2 separate regions of the Homo sapiens genome follow, and region 2 is linked to region 1. Evidence: chromatin loops called from intact Hi-C (ENCODE). Cell type or tissue: endothelial cell of umbilical vein. All regions are shown on one strand. Links, peaks and the distances in the headings refer to the core of each region. The heading gives the core; the rest is flanking DNA.

Evidence for each region. A loop is a pair of places that touch in the nucleus more often than their neighbours do. Peaks named below come from ENCODE experiments on the same cell type or tissue, not always from the same donor. Only the 100,000 strongest peaks of a DNase experiment are listed, where the experiment ranks them.
Region 2: a loop joins it to region 1, with 4 times the contacts of the local background. A loop is called at or near these places in 1 of 110 quality-filtered maps.

What each region holds. Positions count from the first base shown.
Region 1 is chr9:125,670,907-125,681,840 of GRCh38, reverse strand. MAPKAP1 (MAPK associated protein 1) reads left to right here. Exons shown (of 12, transcript NM_001006617.3): 2 at 9,198-9,525. The coding sequence starts at 9,267. It also overlaps the pseudogene LOC124902358. Among named protein-coding and RNA genes, the nearest start is that of MAPKAP1, 31 kb to the left of the region's middle. In endothelial cell of umbilical vein, for the core only: no CTCF peak of the experiment used is centred there; a DNase peak (open chromatin) is centred at 6,220; H3K27ac peaks cover 2,253 bases.
Region 2 is chr9:126,372,167-126,374,666 of GRCh38, reverse strand. The region is part of intron 2 of MVB12B (multivesicular body subunit 12B); the gene reads right to left. Among named protein-coding and RNA genes, the nearest start is that of NRON, 37 kb to the left of the region's middle. In endothelial cell of umbilical vein, for the core only: no CTCF peak of the experiment used is centred there; DNase peaks (open chromatin) are centred at 1,136 and 1,766; H3K27ac peaks cover 2,379 bases.

The sequences.
Region 1 (10,934 bases), core at 4,801-7,300:
TGTGATCACACAACTGCACTCCAGCCTGGGTGACAGAGCGAGACGCTATCTCTGTAAACAAACATACATAGGTGCAGTGTAGTATAAAATAGAATACAAAATATGAATGAATTCTAAAAATAAATTTCTTATGGTGTGTTACTGTAGGTGGCTCCCCTAGGTTGTCTCATACCTTGATTTATGGTCACTGTCCCATGCCCTTCAGGTGTGTCCGTGGAGAAGTGTGAGAATCACTCTACCAGGTTCTTTTTTAACTGGATCTTGGCAGATGTAAGATTCTGAGGCATTTCGAGGTTAGTGGCATAAGACAAGAAAACCAGGGATCAGGGTTCCTTTGTCTGAGGGAGACATTTGATAGAAGAAGAGACTGTGCCTCCTGGTAGGTTAGTGGGAGGCTTGTCCCTGATGACTTAATCACTCATGGGGCCTCAGCAGGACAGCTGGAATGACAGAGATGGCTGAGCTTCTTTCTCCCCATAGTCTTTTACCCCTGACTTTTTCCCATAATTCAGAAGTGGTCCAGAAGAGGCCAGGGCAGAAGCTGCAAGCGCTCTTGAGGCCAAGGTTCAGAATTTCCACAACATTCCTTCCCCTATATTCTGTTGGTCAAAGCAAATCGCAGTGTGAGTCCAGATTCAAGGATGAGGAAATAGACTCCACCTCTTGATGGGAGGAGCTTCAAAAATTGTGGTCTTAAAAAATCTACCTTGTCTCCTTGGGCAAGATACTTAACTCCTTTAAGCCTTAGTTTTGTTTGTTTTTAGATCTATAAAATGAGGATAGTATTAATGCCTACCTCCTGAAGTGGCTGTAAGGATTAAATATGTTGTTACATGAAAAGTGATTAGTACATCTCATGGTAAGAGCTCAGTAAATGTCAACTGTTACTGTTTCACTTGTGTTTCTGCCTAATGAAAGCATAGCTATCCTTAAATACTTCTGCCTTCCTTCCTGAAGTCTTCTGTGATGTTCCTGTCTCTTGGAAAACATGTTGTCTTAATATCTCATTTGGTGGTGGGTTTATCTTGCTTTATGTTATTGTTCCCTATGTATATGACACAGCTCCTCTGCTGAAGTTTGTAAGTAAACTTCTGGAGGGGGCAGGCCAGTATTTATACAATTTTTCATTTAGTGCTGAGATGATTTTGTGAATGAATCTCATTCAAAATAAGATAAATCATTTCTGTTATTTTAGTCTAGTAAGCACTTTTAGTCAAAATATGGAAATAAAAATGTAAAAAGAAGAAACAAACTCTCCAGATATATGGTCTCACAATTTACTGCTTAATGAAATTGGGCATATTCACATGGAGAAGATTTTAATTCCCTGAGGGGGAAAAAAGCTCAATTTTTGCTAGTCCAAAAAATAAATGAAGATTTAATTTAGAGTTAAATTGGAGTTAGAGAAAGAGATTTAAAAGCAATAAAGTGTTTTATTTTAATGGTCACTTCAATTATTTTCGAATTCCAGGAGGTATGAATTCTGAGCTTTAACTAGATCAAAGGATGTTGAAATCTTAGTTAAAAAATAAAAAAAGAGGGTCTGTTGGTTTTTATAAAGGCAAGACGTTGTATATAATAAAAAGCCTTTTTTTCTCCCCTCACTTGTAATCATTCCTTGTTGTGGAAAATAAATGTGAGTGTTCCTATGACACGTTTAAGGACTCCTGTACAGGAATTAGCTTTAACTTGCCTGATGCTAATAGTGTGAAGTCGGGGTACAGTGTGGAAAGGTTAAAAAAAAAAAAAAAAAATCTCGCATCTGCTGTTACATGTTGTTAACTCCCTCAGCAGACATTAAATCATTTCAAGTACAATAATAGTGTGGGAGGTAAATTAACTAACCATTAACAGTCTTATAAATACACAATTAACATGCCAGCATTTATATGGCACATTGATGGGGCAGCAGTAATTTTTGATTGGGAGTTTGCAGACCTTTGTGAAGCCTCGGGCTGTTGCCTATTCTGACAAGTTTTCACAGATTGCAGGTGAGAGATCAGAGGGAAGTGAGCGGGTAGTGTTTTGAGAAAGTCCAGGAAGGGGAATTTCCTTCTAACCATTGGATAGACGTGAGCATTGTAAGTCGTATTGTTGCCTATCTCAGGTCCTTAGAGACTGAAGAAGTATAGGGTGGGCTTGTTTGCTTGTAGTGAGTTATTTGAAGAAATAGAGTATTTCAGGTATAGACTTGAAGTAAAGGTACATGAGTCACTAGGGATTTTAAAAAATATTCCTTAGACGTAACTAGATATTTAAAGTAAACCCTTCCTCTGTGATTTCAGGTCAACAACGAGATAATCACTGAAGTTCCTTTGTTCTGTGAAATTTTGTGACTTTTATTTTTTTGAACAACCATTACATGCACTGATTGTTTCTTGCTGTTGTACAAGCACTGTTGTTAGTGGAGGGGAGCTAAGGGTTTACTCTACTGCATAACACATTTGCTCTCTTATGTCTTTCACAGAGACCCATGGGGGAAATTTCTCTCAGGCCTTAGATACAAATGAGTACAATAGGCTTTTAAAAAGTCGTGTTCAGCTGGGCACGGTGGCTCACGCCTGTAATTCCAGCACTTTGGGAGGCCGAGGTGGGGGGATCACCTGAGGTTAGGAGTTCGAGACCAGCCTGGCCAACATAGTGAAACCCTGTCTCTACTAAAAATACAAAACTTAGTGGGGCGTGGTGGTGCACACTTATAATCCCAGCCACTCAGGAGGCTGAGGCAGGAGAATTGCTTGAACCAGGGAGTCAGAAGTTGCAGTTAGCCAGGATCGCACTGCTGCACTCCAGCCTGGACGACAGTGCGAGACTCCATCTCAAAAAAAAAAAAAAATTGTGTTTATTATGACTATTGTAACTTTGTCCCTCTTTGTTTTGAGAGGCTCTGTGGTGTAGGGAGTAAGATCCCAAGCTCTTGAATTTGATTTTTTATTTCTATGTATTAGCTGTCTGGCTTTGGGCAAGTTTCTTAACCTTTCATTGTCTCAGTTTTTTTCATAAGCCATTATAAATAAAGTTTGGAAATGAGTGTATGTAAAATTATCCAAAATTATATTAAGACGTGATGCCCATCAAAACCTAGTAAAAATTATTCCCATGTTTAGAACATGTTCCTAGTTACCACAGGCAGGTTTCATGATCATTAATGAATACAGATGGGTGTGTAATCTGGGAACAGTATCCAAAGTGCATCTGAAACCACTCTTAGCACTTAGTAGAAACTTAGTAAATATTTGTTGAATATTTATTCATTTGAAGTGTAAAAGGAGACCCACCTAGTATATTAAAAATGCCTGGGCCGGGCGCGGTGGCTCACGCCTGTAATCCCAGCACTTTGGAATGCCAAGGCGGGCGGATCACGAGGTCAGGAGATCGAGGCCATCCTGGCTAACATGGGGAAACCCTGTCTCTACTAAAAATACAAAAAATTAGCCAGGCGTGGTGGCGGGCGCCTGTAGTCTTAGCTACTCAGGAGGCTGAGGCAGGAGAGTGGCGTGAACCCGGGAGGCGGAGCTTGCAGTGAGCAGAGATAGCCACTGCACTCCAGCCTGGGTGACAGAGCGAGACTCTGTCTCAAAAAAAAATAAATAAAAATAAAATAAAATAAAAATGCCTGTGTTGGCCTGGCATAGTGGTTCACGCCTGTAATCCCAACACTTTAGGAGGCCAAGGCTGGTAGATAGCTTGAGCCTAGGAGTTCAAGACCAGCCTGGGCAATGTGGTAAAACCCCATCTCTACAAAAAATACAAAAAGTAGCCAGGCATGGTGGTGTGAGCCTATAGTCCAAGCTACTTGGGAGGCTGAGGTGGGAGAATCACCTGAGTCTGGGAAGTTGAAGCTGCAGTGAGCCGTGATCATGCCTCTGCACTTCAGCCTGGGCGATGGGAGTGAGACCTTGTCTCAAAAAGAAAAAAAAAATTGTGTTATTTTGGGACATCTCTTTCTTTCCTTCTACTGTGCATGGATATCCCTATTGCTTCCATTTTTAGTAAAACAAATCTTTATGCTTTAAAGAACGTGGTGTTAAAAAGTGTGAGAAAGAAGCTGTGAAAAGTGGGAAAGCTTAGGCAAGGTGATATTATTTATCTGTGGCCTAAAGGTATGTAAAAAGGTCTATCTTATTTTATTATTATTATTATTTTTGAGACAGAATCTTGCTCTCTCGCCCAAGCTGGAGTGCAGTGGCAATTTCGGCTCACTGCAACCTCCACCTGCCAGGTTCAAGAGATTTTCATGCCTCAGCCTCCCGAGTAGCTGACACTATAGGTACGCACCACCACGCCCCCCTACTTTTTATATTTTTAGTAGAGACGGGGTTTCAGCATGTTGGCGAGGCTAGTCTCGAACTCCTGACCTCAGGTGATCCACCTGCCTTGGCCCCCCAAAGTGCTGGGATTACAGGCATAAGTGACTGTACCGGGCCTTATTATTTTTTTCAGATGGAGTCTTGCTCCGTTGCTGAGGCTGGAGGGCAGTGGCACCATCTTGGCTCACCTCTGCCTCCCAGGTTCAAGCAATTCTTCCACCTTAGCCTCCTCGCCCAGCTAATTTTTGTATTTTTAGTAGAGATGGGGTTTCACATGTTGACCAGGTCGGTCTCAAACTCCTGACCACAAGTGATCCGCCCGCCTCGGCCTCCCAAAGTGCTGAGATTACAGGTGTGAGCCACTGCACCCGGCCAAAAGACGTCTGGCTGTGTCAGAGAATCAAGAGTTGGTAACATCCAGGGAAGGCATTCAAGGCCTGAAGAGACAGCATTTGTGAAAGTGTAGAATAGCATTTCTAAACCTTGTTCTGTGAAACGCTGTTATACATTGATATGTTTAGTATTCCTACAGAAAACAATATTTATGGATGGAATAAGTTTGGGATATATTGTTACTAGATTCCTCCCTCTTGGAGAGTCATAATACACAAAGTACATAATTTAAAAGCTTTGGGAAGTCCTGTGATGAAACAGCAAGAAGAAAACCTCTTTAACTTGGTTGAATCTGGTGTTTCCTAGACTTTTTAAAAAAACTTAAAAATTTTAAATTGTGGTAAAATATACATGGTATAAATGATAAGTAAAATTTACCATTTTAACCATTTTTAAATGTGTAGTTCATTGGCATTACATACATTCATATTATGGTGCAACCGTCACCACTGTCCATTTCCATAACTTTTCCATCTTCCCAAACTGAAATGTACCCGTTAAATACTTTTTCCCCATTACTACCTTCCTCCAGCTCCTAGCAACTGCTGTTAGACTTTCTGTCAGTTTGACTGCTTTAGGTACCTCATAAATGGAATCATACGGTACTTGTCCTTTTGCGACTGGCTTATTTCACTTAGCGTAATGTTCTCAGGGCTCATCAATGTTGTAATGTGTCAGAATTTCCTGTGTTTGAAGGCTGAACAATATTCCATCGTTATATACCACATTTTGTTCACCCTCTACCATGTATTGTTAATCGCTACTTAGTATTGTGTTGTTTGTATGTGTCATGGCATATGTGTACTATTGTAGGTTCCTTTTAGATTTCCAGTATTACAAATTACTCTGAGATAAATATTTTACACAATTATCTCCTTAGAACAAATCCTAGAAGTAGGATTGCCCAGATAGTATTCATGTTTTATATTTTGGTAAATATTACCAAATTACCGTCTAAAAAGTCCCAGTTTTCATTCCTTCATATTGTGCATGAGAGTGCCCATTTCTCTGAACCCTTGCCAGAGTTAGATTTTTAAAAATCTTTTTGATCTGTGCACAACTGATCAGAGAGTACAATTTGTTTTTATCCGTGATATGTATGTCCTTGTCTTGGAAATCAAACATAGCTTCAAATGATAATTTGCTGCTCTTTGGGAGATTTTTTAAAATATTCTTTTGGGTTTTGAAAAGTAGTCTTGTTAGAATAAGTTGAATAGTGTTCCAAGGGGACAATTTTGAAGGGCACGTTGAAGAGATGCTCTTGTATTACGAAAAAAAGACAATCCTTTATTTATAATCACACACTTACACCTGGCACATTCATATATGACTTATCTCTACAACAAAATTGAATAGTCCTTGGAAGTTAGACAGCAACATTTATTGAACTCCTGCCATGTATAACAGCCTTTGTTGCCAGAAGGAATATGGTGTTATGAACCCTGTCCTTGTGGAACTTATAGTCTAAGTCTTTAAGTACATGTAATTGGAGGTAAAAAGTGACATACACAATAATATGTTTTCTGGGGCAGTCCTGTGGGAGTTCCATATCAGAGCTGGTAGGGAATAAATATTTTTTGAATGAATCATACAGATTCCTTAATGTATGAAGTCATAGTGTCCTAATAGAGAAGATATCTGCTGCTGTTGAGGCATTTGTTCTGGGAGGATAAAGCTGGGAAGTTGGTATGTGCCTTCAGAAGTGTTTGCCCATTCCTCTTATCTTCAGAAGTGATCTATTTCCCTAGAATAGATTTTATTGAGGGCACTTCAGTATACTTTTGTCACTTTGCCTTTTGCCATTTGACTTTTTGGTGCTAGAACACCTATTAAATATCTGATCACTTCTCGGCCTTTTGGCTAAGATCAAGTGTATTAAATGTGTGACTTCTCATTAAAGCCCTTGTTTTTGCAAGGGAGAACTATTCAGTATGAATTTGAAAGCACCTGCCTCTCTACTGGTGACTAGCTGCCTTCCTTTCATGCCAGGAAGATGGCTTATTGTGATTGCTGTAGAAGGATGTTTGCAGCTCTGATCTGTGATACTATGCTTCCACAAATACTCTCATTTATAAATAAATGTGTGGTGTATACATTTTTTATGGTTATAGAGAAGTTTGTATTTTTACAAGTGAAATTTAAATGCTCATTGTTAATTTCATATTTTTTTCTGATCAATATCCTTAAAATGGTAGATTGACACTAATACTTCAGGGACCAGATATCTCAGAAATTTGATGCTTAAAGGAATCCCATGGTATTAGGAGATGTACTCGGTCTGTATTAGGGTATTAACTTTTTGATTCAGGGATACCTTACTCACCTTTGCATTTCCCATTAGCCTCAGAGTAAAATAAGTACTCAAGGAATATATTAAGAGGAAAAAAGTGAAGATTAATGTAATTTGCTTGATTAGAGATGCTCCTCAGTTAAATTTCTTTTTAATCTCAGTATCTTTATTTTAAGACCCACTTTAAGACACATCAGCAGAATGATGTGTTTCCAGACAACAATTTTTAAAACCTTAGTTAACTGTAAGGATTTATTAGCTAGATTTCCTCTCTATGTTCCATTTCTAGAAGAAACAGATTACAAGAAAATCTGGTGTTATAAGTCCTTCTGAAAGTAAGTATCTTCTAGGACTGTTCCTGGAAACATAGTCAATCCAGCTTTCATATTCCTTGTACTTCTCAACAATTTTGCAGGGGCAGGGAAGTCACTCAGATGACTTGCAGTGTCCTCTATCACAAAGGAAGCACAGACTTATTTTATGTGCCACGAACTTACTAAGACAGATGGGATATTGACATATTTTAGGACTACTTTAAGCAAGAATTGATCATTGAAATTATTGATTTTTTATCATTATTATTAATAGCTAACATTTATTTAATTACATGCCATGTATTTTTTTGAGCATTTTACCTGCATTATCTCCTGAAGCTTCCATTTTATAAATGAAGGAAAAAAAAAAGGGAGGCTCAAAAAGGTAAAGTATTTTGACTGAGATCTTATAGCTAACGAGTAATAGGGCCAGGGTTTGAACCCTTTCTGTCTCTAGGGCCTAGTACCTAACCGTTGTCCTGCAATATTTTCTTTGTTGAGTATTTTCACTTAACTGAGAGGGTGCTATCTTGTTACTAGAACAAATATTATTACAGTGTTTTTTGTATGTTTTGTTTTGTTTTGTTTTTAGAAGACAGGGTCTCACTATGTCACCCAGGCTGGAGTGCAATGGTGCAATCATAGCTCACTGCAGCCTTGAATGCTGGGGCTCAAGTGATCCCCCCACTTCAGCCTCATGAGTAGCTATGACTACAGGCATGTCCCACCATGCTCAGCTAATTAAAAAATAATAATTATTATATATATATATTTTTGTAGAGATAGAGTTTTGATTGTGTTGCCCATGTTGGTCTTGAACTCCTGGACTCAAGCAGTCCTCCTGCCTCGGCCCCCCAAAGGGTTGAGAGTACAGGTGTGAATCACTGTGCCCGGCCTCATTACAGTTTTAACAGGACTGAGGAAGCAGTTTTTATAATTAAGTTTCTAAAATAAGAAGTTGATTGTATAGTAGGTAATTTTGATTATAAATTTTATTTTAAAAACACAGGCCAGGCATGGTGGCTCACGCCTGTAATCACAGCACTTTGGGAGGCCAAGGCGGGCGGATCAACTGAGGTCGGGAGTTTGAGACCAGCCTGACCAACATGGAGAAACCCCATTTCTACTAAAAATACAAAATTAGCTGGGCATGGTGGCGCATCCCTGTAATCCCAGCTACGCGGGAGGCTGAGGCCGGAGAATCTTGAACCTGGGAGGTGGAGGTTGCAGTGAGCCAAGATCACGCCACTGCACTCCAGCCTGGGCAACAAGCGCGATACCCTGTCTCAGAAAAAACACAACAACAACAACAACAAAAACACAATACTATCTTGACAGGAAAATATATTCATTGAGCAACATTAATTTGGTGGTACATCATTTTTATAAAACCCCTAGTAACTCTGAAAGCATTGTCTGTGCCCTTTTAAACACTTCACAATCATATGACAGGAGGGGAAATGTAAACTGATGAAATAGAGTTTTGTACTTTAGCACATCATTTGAGGAAAATACAACTTGTTCCCCCATGACCTTATAAAGTAATGAGAAGATTGCATGATAGTGAAGGGAGAAAGAAAGGAAAATATATTGTTTTAACAGTAGTTATGTGCTTCGAGTGGCCTGACTTGTAAGGAGTTGCTGTGATTTGTTTTGCAAGAGTGCAAGCCTTCCTTTCTGATTCTATAGAGATCTCATTGACTAGAGCTGCAGCCCCTAGTGCTTATAAGGATTTCCTTTCAGCTTAGACTAAATCCTTTTAAGCTCCACAGAACAGGGATAAATGTTGATTTTCAAGGTGGCATTTTACTACACTGAATGTGTCTGAAAAATGATTCAGTCATTTTCTGCCTTATTCTTAAATATTTGCTGTGTACATCATGTTTCTAGGTAGGTGAGCTCGTGAAACAATATGAAGAGGAGAAAATAGCCTTTTAAGGAAATTGGCCCACAGAAAGGATGGCCTTCTTGGACAATCCAACTATCATTCTAGCTCATATTCGACAGTCACATGTGACCAGTGATGACACGGGAATGTGTGAGATGGTTCTCATTGATCATGATGTTGACCTAGAGAAGATTCATCCTCCTTCAATGCCTGGAGACAGTGGGTCAGAAATTCAGGGAAGCAATGGTGAGACTCAGGGCTATGTATATGCCCAGTCAGTCGATATTACCTCAAGTTGGGACTTTGGTATTAGAAGACGCTCAAACACAGGTAAACATTGTGTTCTAGTCATGTCTTCTGAGCTTTAAATCAGTAAACAGTCTTATGGAATAATGCATAATATTGGAATAGGCTTAATGGGGGATGTTTCCGGGTATTAATAGGAACATGCATATGTCAGACTAAGAGTGAGTCTGAGCAACATCTCCATCTCTGCGACTGCGAATGGAGAGGGCCTCTAGAATATTATTAGAAGTAGACAGAAGGGGGATAGTGAAAAAGTTGGTTAGGAGAGACATGTTGGACATTTCTAACAAGTCATTGTGTAGAAAGGCAAGTGGACTGGCTTTGAGTGTCTTCACACAGCAACATTAGTCCCAGTAGGTAGACTACCCGGAGACAGATTTCAGGTTGACATAATAAAGAGCATTTAATACAGAGAGGTGACCACCCAAAGAGAGCAGGCACTTCTTGCCCCTGGAGGAATTGTGGGGGAGTGGGGAAATGGGAGGAGACACCTGAGTATTTGTTAGGGCTGGTTTTAGTAGGATTCTATACATAGGGTGTGAGATTAGAAAAGGGGCCCCTGTTTTTGATACTTCGCCTTTATTTTCTTAAATTGATCACCTTTTGATTTTTCTGGCTTGAAAACACTCAACTTTGGTATACACGTATTTAGTCATTAGCTTTAAAAGCTTATTGCCCATTTTCCCACTTATATTTTTTTGGTGGCCTTGTTTCAAGGGGAATGTGATGAACCAAGGACTTTTTTTTTTACTTAGACAAATTATTTAGAATACATATTGTAGTTCTAATATGACAGGTATTCTAGGAGGTAATTTTTTTTAGATAATCAGAAAATATAATCTTCAAATTAGCAGTAACCTGCTAACTCCCAGGAAAGGTAATGGCAAGGAGATATAGTAGAACACTGAAAATACTTACATATTTATTTTCATGGTCCAAATGTAAAACACACATAAAGGAATATTGGAGGTAGAGCTGGATACAATTTACTGTGAAAGGCACATTCAAGTTTTGGTTCAGAATTCAGTATCTGTGACATAAGAATAATTTGCTCTCATGATGAAAATAATTAATAGCATTTCCCAGTATCTAAAGGAACTTTTGTCAAAATAGGATTTGAGTGAAGGTTTGAATATAATTTAGAACCATTGATTTTCAGTTCTCTAGTTGAAACTGACTTCCTTGCAGGTTATTGAGATGATATCTTATATGACAGGTTGAATGTATTTCAGTGGGAGAATGCTGCTAAATTGAGAGCTTTATGATTATATTACTTTGGCTGTACCCTTCACATTTATTAATTGCAATTGAATGTAGTTTTCTTCAGTGTTGGTTAGATATAGTGACATTGTCAGAATGCTCTTCCCAGCATAGTTTAAATTTCTGGTAAGATTATTTTCAGTGTTTCCCTACCACAATGCTAAGGCAGAAGT
Region 2 (2,500 bases), core at 1-2,500, 700 kb before region 1:
CCAAAACTGAACATGCAGATGGCTGGGGACGGAGCTGCAGCACCCAGGCAGTCCCTGGGATGGTGGCTGCCAGTGCCACAGAATCGACACAAGGCTCTACAAACCTTTCGGGACCTGGCCCCCACCCCTGTCTCACATAGCCCAGGTCTCTGATTGCTTTCTCTAGCTTGAGTTCAGAGGTCACATTCTGGGCCACTGTGCAGCAGTCACAGAGGATGATGTGCGTTCAGGAAGCCCTGAACAGCCCACTGGACAGTGGGACTGACTACCTGAGGCTGGCCTGTAAGGCATGTTCACTGTAAAGAGACCGCTGAGGTTAAATGTAAGCAGCCTCCCTGGTTCAAGGGACTCCCTTAATCCCTGAAAGATCTGGGGGCCGGAGGCCTGGGAGACAGTTACTGTGAAGACCCTAGGGTAGAAATAAAGTTGTCATATTAAAGGGACAGAAAGTGGGGCTCTGTAACTGGAGCCTGGTAAGATGGGATGAGCGTTATTGACATGTTTATTGGGGCTCAGTTTATAAAGGTAAGAGTGGGAGATGATAAATTTCTAATGATTAGAGGACATCCTCACAATAGAAGACTCAACAGCCATTTGAAACAACTTTGTACACATACACACACTAACACGGAAAGTTCAGGAGAAAGAGTAAGTTACAACATGGTTTATAAAGTACAATACTTTAGTTTGTTTTCAAAACAATTATCTGTATAGAAAAGGATCTAGGCAAATATAAAGCAAAGCATTAACCACTGTTTGGCTCTGCACAGTTGAGATTATGAGTATTTTTAATGTTCTTTTTTTTCCCCTGTATTTCTGCTTTTTTGGTAATGAGCATATATAGCTTTTATAAGAAAAATAATGGTAAATACTTCATTTGATGGGGTGAAAAATAAAAATCCGCTGGATTTAAACTTGAGAAGCACTTTGTAAATCAGCTATCCAACTAAGCCACCTAAAGAGGAGCGGCGCAGTCAATCATTTCAACCGTCAGAGGTTCTTCAACGTTGGAATTGAGTGCTCCTTGCCAAAGAGAAACTCTCAAAAGACAAGCTAACCACCAATTTCATCAATCTGTTTACACACCGGTGTTTCAAGAGAGCCCACCCACAATTCAAAGGTGTATTCAGCAGACAGAAAGCAATGAAAGGGGCCAGGAAATCCTGCAGACATTCCAAAGGAAATATCTGGCTGACACGATGAACAAGAATGAAGTTCATAGGCCTCTGGGTATGTTAGATCATCAGCAGTGGAAACACACACACTTGGCCCAGGCCAGACAGCGGGCAACTGTGAGCCACTTAAACTCAATAAGAGCAGCGTGGGCACAGCAGAGGCAAGGAGCCTATCCAACCATCCGTGGACTCCCTAACAGGTGGTGTGCTCAAGATGCTTTCTACAAATATAAAGTGAAAGGAAGAGGCATTTGACTAATCCAGTGAAGAGGTCAGGAACTCTCAGTTTTTCGGTTCTGATTTTATTTGCATCATTTTCTTATACCTTTAGCTGAAATGTCTCTTTTTTTTAGCAAAAGAAATGAAAAACATAAACCTGTTCCCTGAGACAAATGCATCTGCCTCAGTCTTCAGGTGGTCCTTTCCACTCACGGGGCACAGGGACACAGTGGACCACCCAGCCCTGTTGGCCTTGCACCCCTCTGGGCCTCTATGTCTAACCCTAGTACTGTACCCGCTTTCCACTCTAGTTCTCCTTCTCAGACAGGTCTTTCCTAACTGTGCCCCGCCATTTCCTGCCTCCCTGCCTTTGCTCGTGTTGCTCCCTCTCGCATCTGTCTTGTTGAAATGATCTCATTATTTAGGGCCTGGCTGAAAGAATCCCCTACTCTACAGCCTCTGTGATGATCCCAGCAGGCAAGAACTTGGATTTCTGAAGTTGGGTAGATTCGAGTTCAAGTCCCAGCTCTGCCATTTACATACTAGGGTTTTCCAAAGTCACTCTTTTACTCTCTGAGCCTCACCTAAAAATGACAATAGAAATAATACCTACCTCATAGGATTATTTGTAAGGATTAAATGAGAGAAAGCACAAAAGGCACTTAACCACAATGAGATACCACTTCAGAACCACTATGGTAGTTAAAAGGACAGGACAATTAAAAGGACAGGCAATCCAAATGTTGGCAAGGATGTGGACGAATGCGAGCCCTCTGCACTTCTGGTGGGATTGTAACAGGGTGCAGCCACTTTGGAAAACAGTCTGGAAGTTCCTCAAAATGTTAGACATAGAGTTAGCATATGACCCAGCAATTCTACTCCTAGGTATATACCCAAGAGAAATGAAAACAAGCGTCTACATACAAACTTGCATGTGAATGTTCATGACAGCATGTTTTCTTAATTACCAAATGAGGAACTAATCCAAACATTCATCAACTGATAAAAATGTGGCATAGCCATACAATGAAATAGTATTCGGTCATAAAAGGAATGGTATACTGATACATAATGCAACTTAGAAGAACCCTGAAAACAGTTTGCTA